2 separate regions of the Homo sapiens genome follow, and region 1 is linked to region 2. Evidence: chromatin contacts called from ENCODE Hi-C or POLR2A ChIA-PET data. All regions are on one chromosome and are shown on one strand. The core of a region is the stretch at or near the end of the contact, and the rest is flanking DNA. Distances in the headings are between cores, read along the strand shown.

Region 1 (2,700 bases), core at 121-2,620, 190 kb before region 2:
GACTCCTTGGAGAAATGACTGATTCTAGGAGCCGGGCAGGAAATATGCAAGATGAGCCTGGAGCATTTTGTAGTACCACAAAGTAGGAAAGTATTAAAATACACACACACACACACACACACACACACACACACACACAATGTCAAAAGAACCAGAGGCCAACCAAAAGAGCACCTGATGGCCAAAGCTGGAACAATTTGAGCAACAAAATAAATGAAGTAATACTGGATTAAAACCCAAAGTGTAAAATAAATATCCATATCAGTATGACTCCACACTGATATAAATGATTGAACAGATGAGGAAAAATAAAGTCTCTGATGCAGAATTACAAATAATTTGTGTAGATATTTTGCCCTCAAGGAGGTAGAGTACAACTCTCCACTCCTTAGGTGTGGGCTATGCATAGTGACTTTCATCTAAAGAGTACAGTATGGAAAAGGGGGGAAAGTATCTTTACAGCAGAGAAACCTGATAAACTACCTTAAGACCAAGGTCAACATCAGTAGTGATAAGTCATATTGATAGGATGTACCCTTGATAGGAAGTAATGAGAATGATACTTTACCTCTCTGGGTCTTCCTCCCAAAAACACATTATCAAGTCTAATAATGACAAAAACATCACACAAATCCCAACTGAGGCAATCTTACAAATATCTGACCAACAACCCTCAAAACTGTCAAGATCATCAAAAACAAAGCAAGTCTGAGAAACAATCACAACCAAGAAAACTGTAAGGAGAAATGAGTACTAGACATAATGTGGTATCCTGGATGGTATTCAGGAACAGGAAAAAGACATTAGGAAAAAAACCTGAGGAAATCTGAATAAAATATGAACTTTAGTTAACAATAATGTATCAATATCAGTTTACTAATGTTAAAAATATACTATACTAATATATTAATAATAGAGGAAACTGCAGTGTGGGGTATATAGGGACTCTGTACTATCTTCACAATAAATCTGTAAATCTAAAACCGTGTGTGTGGTTTTTTTAGACTAGGTCTTGCTTTGCCCAACATGACATACTGAGGACACATCACCTCTGTATTCTTCCCAAAAATCTACTATCTAATCGTGGAAAAAAATCAGACAAACCCCGACTGGCATTTTGTAAAACACCTGGCCGATACTCTATGAACGCATCAATGCTATGAAATGCAAGGAGATACTATCACAGATTGGAGGAGACTAAGGAAGACATAACCACTAAATGCAATGTGATAGCCTAGATTGAATCCTGGTCATCCTAGGTGACAATAAATTATGACTTGTGAAAATCTGAATAGGATGAAAGTTTACCACTACCCTAACCACAATAGAAGAGAGTTCCAAATCCAATCACAGTGCTGCACATCAGTTTTGAAGTCAGCTAAACATTGAGTCTTAGCACCCTCAGTTACTAGCTTCATGACCTTAGATAAGTTACCTCTCCCAGTCTGACTTTATGATTCATAAAAGGAAAATACCACCAGCTAAGGTGTGTTATTGCTGTAAGAATATTAAGCAAAGTGCAGTAAATCTTACTTATTTCTCTCTTCCTATCTTTTCTGCTTTTTGAGCAGAACAAGACAGACTCAAAGACAAATGTTGCCATCTATTTATCATCAAAATATAGTGAACACGGCAAATATGTTTGATCCAAAATGCTTTTCTGTTGCTGCCCTTTATTGATTCAAGCTCAAATGTTAAAGAAAAAAATACATAAAGACAAAACTTTTTCAAAAAATTAAATATACAAACTAAATATACCAAATATATTCAACTCAAATATATTCACAATACTAACAGTATTGGGCTCTCAACATTTAAATTGTCAACTGAGGTATTTAAAAATCTAACAAAATGTCTATACGTGTCTTTGTAAAACAAGAAAATCCTGGAAAAAAGCTTTAGTTCTTCGGTCACTAACTACTCATATTTCTTTGTTCTACTTGTAAACCCTTGACCTCCAGAAAGCTACCCCAAAAATAAAACAACGAATAATATTAATGACAAATATCAAGGCCATACTATCACAGAGCAAGTTTGCTTCTAAGTGATTTGCAGAGCATATGGTCTTTTAATATTCTACTTGATTTTCACTACCAAAAGAAGAGATGAAGAGAATTAGAGTTGACATGGAAGAGAAAATGTACTGAGAGCCTGACAAAACAAGAATATCTAGTCTAAAACTTAACAGAGGAGAAAGATCTTAGACTGAAAATATATAACTAGTTTGGCCTGTTTTTCATCTCCACATTAACAATAACATGAATTATTTGGGAAAAAAAAGATATCTGCTTTTTTTTTTTAAAGGAGGTAGGAGAGAAGCATAAAAAAAAAAAAGGAGAAAAAGCAGCAGCTTTGGCTCCTGGAAGAAAAGATAAAAATATAGAGGCCAGGCATGATGCTCATGCCTGTAATCCCAGCACTTTGGGAGGCCAAGGAGAGTGGATCACCTGAGGTCAAGAGTTCGAGATCAGCCTGGCCAACATGGCGAAACTCCATCTCTACTAAAAATACAAAAATTAGCCAGGTGTGGTGGCACCCACTTGTAATCCCTGCTACTCAGGAGGCTGAGGCAGAAGAATCACTTGAATTCGGGAGGCGGAGGCTGCAGTGAGCTGAGATAGTGCCACTGCACTCCAGCCTGGGCAACAGAGCAAGACTCCATTTCAAAAAAAACAAAAAACAAAACAAAACACTACAAGT
Region 2 (2,700 bases), core at 1-2,500:
ACTTGACTGCTTCCCTTATTCTTGACTACTTCCCTCATTTTTACTTGTAGTTAAAGGGCTAGAAACAAGACAAAAATTAAACCAATTATTTTATGAAATTTCTTTTAAAAAATTCACTCATTCAGGAAAGTTAACTCTCCTTTCTCCCAGACTATTCCAAAGTTGAGTCAAAAGAGAAACACGGCTGGGTGTGGTGGTGGCTCACGCCTGTAATCCCAGCACTTTGGGAGGCCGGGGCGGGCAGATCATGAGGTCAGGAGATCGAGACCATCCTGGCTAACACGGTGAAAACCCGTCTCTACTAAAAATACAAAAAAATTAGCCGGACGCCTGTAGTCCCAGCTACGCGAGAGGCTGAGGCAGGAGAATGGCGTGAACCCGGGAGGCGGAGCTTGCAGTGGGCCGAGAATGCGCCACTGCACTCCCGCCTGGACGACAGAGCGAGACTGAGACTCCCGTATCAAAAAAAAAAAAAAAAAAAAAAAGGAAGAAAGAAAGGCTCTTAACTGTTGCCTTCTTCTAGATAACAGTTGCACAATGATTCCCTCAACAAAACTTTTCAGGAAAAAGGAAAAAGGTTTATGTAGCAATATATACAGAAATTAGCCAAGACCACAAAGCACATACCCCTTTAGTAAGAATTTCTGAGTTTGTGGTTAAATACTAATTTTAAAAAACCATATACCTTTGACACATTTAACTACTAAAGGACAGATGTAAATATTTATACAAAAGGATGTTCAGTGTAGTGTTATTTTAATTAGAAAAAATAAAATACAAATTGTTGACATATTCAACAATTAGGGATTGGTAAATTATAGTAAGTCTGACAATACTATGAAGCCAACAAAAGTGATGTCATAGGGAATACTTAACTGGGGAAAAGTTCTAAATAAACGCAGAAAGGTCACACAATAGTATCTGCAGTATTCAACAAGGTAAACCACACCTAAAGCACAGTATATTGCTTTTTAAAAAAATAAAAGTAAGTCACATCTATCAAACATGTCACTAAAATTTGCTCTAAGTTTCAAGCCTGACAGATCTAATGCTTGAAGGTTCTATGTTAATTAGATCATGCAGAACAAGTCAGTAATAATGCTAGGCAAAAATGGCTGTGGCTCTGCTTCAGTGTGTTCTGCCAAGATACTGCCCAATCATGGAACTTTAAAACAGCTGTGACACCTTCAGGATGAAGTTTAAGTACTTCCCTACTTCTTTATGGGGTTACCACCCATCTGGCATGAAAGCTTCTGCAATCTCGTAAATACTACAAAGGTACACACACAAACACTTCACCTAAGGGAGTCTACCATCTCAATGAGCTATGAGCCCCATTCTCATAAAACCTGCTTGTTCTTTAAAGCCTAATAAAGATTGTAAGAACAGTTTACAATCAGTTATGTAAAGATGTTAAGGAAAATAGTAACCAACAGGAGAGTAAGGCAGTACTAACTAAAATGGTAACTGGGCTTAGAAGCAATCATAGGCATCTTCCTGAAATCCCAGCAGTTCTTTTTTTTGGTTTTTTTTTTTTGAGATGGAGTCTCGCTCTGTCGCCCAGGCTGGAGTCCAGTGGCGCCATCTTGGCTCACTGCAAGCTCCGCCCCCTGGGTTCACGCCATTCTCCTGCCTCAGCCTCCCGAGTAGCTGGGACTACAGGAGCCCACCATCACACCCAGCTAATTTTTTGTAGTTTATTTAATAGAGACGGGGTTTCACCATGTTAGCCAGGATGGTCTTGATCTCCTGACCTTGTGATCTGCCCGCCTCAGCCTCCCAAAGTGCTGTGCTTACAGGCGTGAGCCACCGCGCCCGGCCAGTGCCAGCAGTTCTTACAAGAGAGTAAACTAAAAAGTAACCTGACAGAAGTATAATTGAAGCCTTTATTTGGTGGTTTGCTCACCGGCTGAGAACTAGGATACTCACTTATCAAGAGTCTTTATGGGCTGGGCGTGGTGGCTCACGCCTGTAATCCCAGCACTTTCGGAGGGAGAGGCGGGAGGATCACAAAGTCAGGAGATCAAGACCATCCTGGCTAACACAGTGAAACCCCTGCACTCCAGCCTGGGCGACAGAGTGAGATTCGTCTCTCAAAAAAAAAAAAAAAAGTCTTTATGGAATGGTTTTTTTTTTTTTTTAGACAAGTTTTGCTCTTTCACCAGGCTGGATTGCAATGGCTCAATCTCAGCCCACTGCAAGTAGTAGCTGGGATTACAGGCACCTGCCACCATGCCCAGCTAATTTTTGTATTTTTAGTAGACACAGGGTTTCACCATGTTGACCAGGCTGGTCTCGAACTCCTGACATCGTGATCTGCTCGCCTCGGCCTCCCAAAGTGCTGGGATTACAGGCATGAGCCACCGCGCTGGGCAATGGTTTTTAAAAAGAGCCATTAGTTAGCTTACCAAAGACGCTAAATTCTGTTTACTATTGCACTCATTCTATGAAAACATTAAAAGGCTGGTCAATTCCAACAAACGAATCTTACACCTACATATCAAGTTCAATTATCATTAACTGAACCACTCTAGCAAACATAATCAAAATACATACTTGATTAAAAGCTGAATTTTTTTTTTGAGACAGAGTTTCACTCTTGTTGCCTAGGCTGGAGTGCAATGGCACCATCTCAGCTCACTGCAACCTCCGCCTCCCAGGTGTAAGCGATTCTCCTGCCTCAGCCTCCCAAGTAGCTGG

Evidence for each region. Hi-C counts contacts between places; a loop is a spot of excess contacts on that map. ChIA-PET counts read pairs that join two places held with the same protein, here RNA polymerase II (POLR2A). Pooled maps may share reads with other maps.
Region 1: a loop to region 2 is called in a map of Calu3, with 6 times the contacts of the local background. The contact joins two enhancer-like sites. A Hi-C loop is called at or near these places in 2 of 168 maps with a recorded cell type or tissue (Calu3 and naive thymus-derived CD4-positive, alpha-beta T cell) and 8 of 50 pooled maps. POLR2A ChIA-PET finds 5 or more read pairs at or near these places in 3 of 52 experiments (H1, WTC11 and activated CD8-positive, alpha-beta memory T cell).

Annotation. Positions count from the first base shown.
Region 1 is chr1:28,932,106-28,934,805 of GRCh38, reverse strand. All of the region lies in intron 1 of EPB41 (erythrocyte membrane protein band 4.1), which reads right to left. The region is part of intron 1 of LOC124903886 (a long non-coding RNA gene); the gene reads left to right. Among named protein-coding and RNA genes, the nearest start is that of EPB41, 19 kb to the right of the region's middle. Within about 2 kb of position 1,370, at least 3 of the 41 ENCODE cell types and tissues checked have a DNase peak (open chromatin) inside an H3K27ac peak, as active enhancers do.
Region 2 is chr1:28,746,965-28,749,664 of GRCh38, reverse strand. All of the region lies in intron 4 of YTHDF2 (YTH N6-methyladenosine RNA binding protein F2), which reads right to left. Among named protein-coding and RNA genes, the nearest start is that of YTHDF2, 11 kb to the right of the region's middle. RefSeq lists enhancers at 1-350, 351-872 and a silencer at 1,447-1,670. Within about 2 kb of position 1,250, at least 4 of the 41 ENCODE cell types and tissues checked have a DNase peak (open chromatin) inside an H3K27ac peak, as active enhancers do.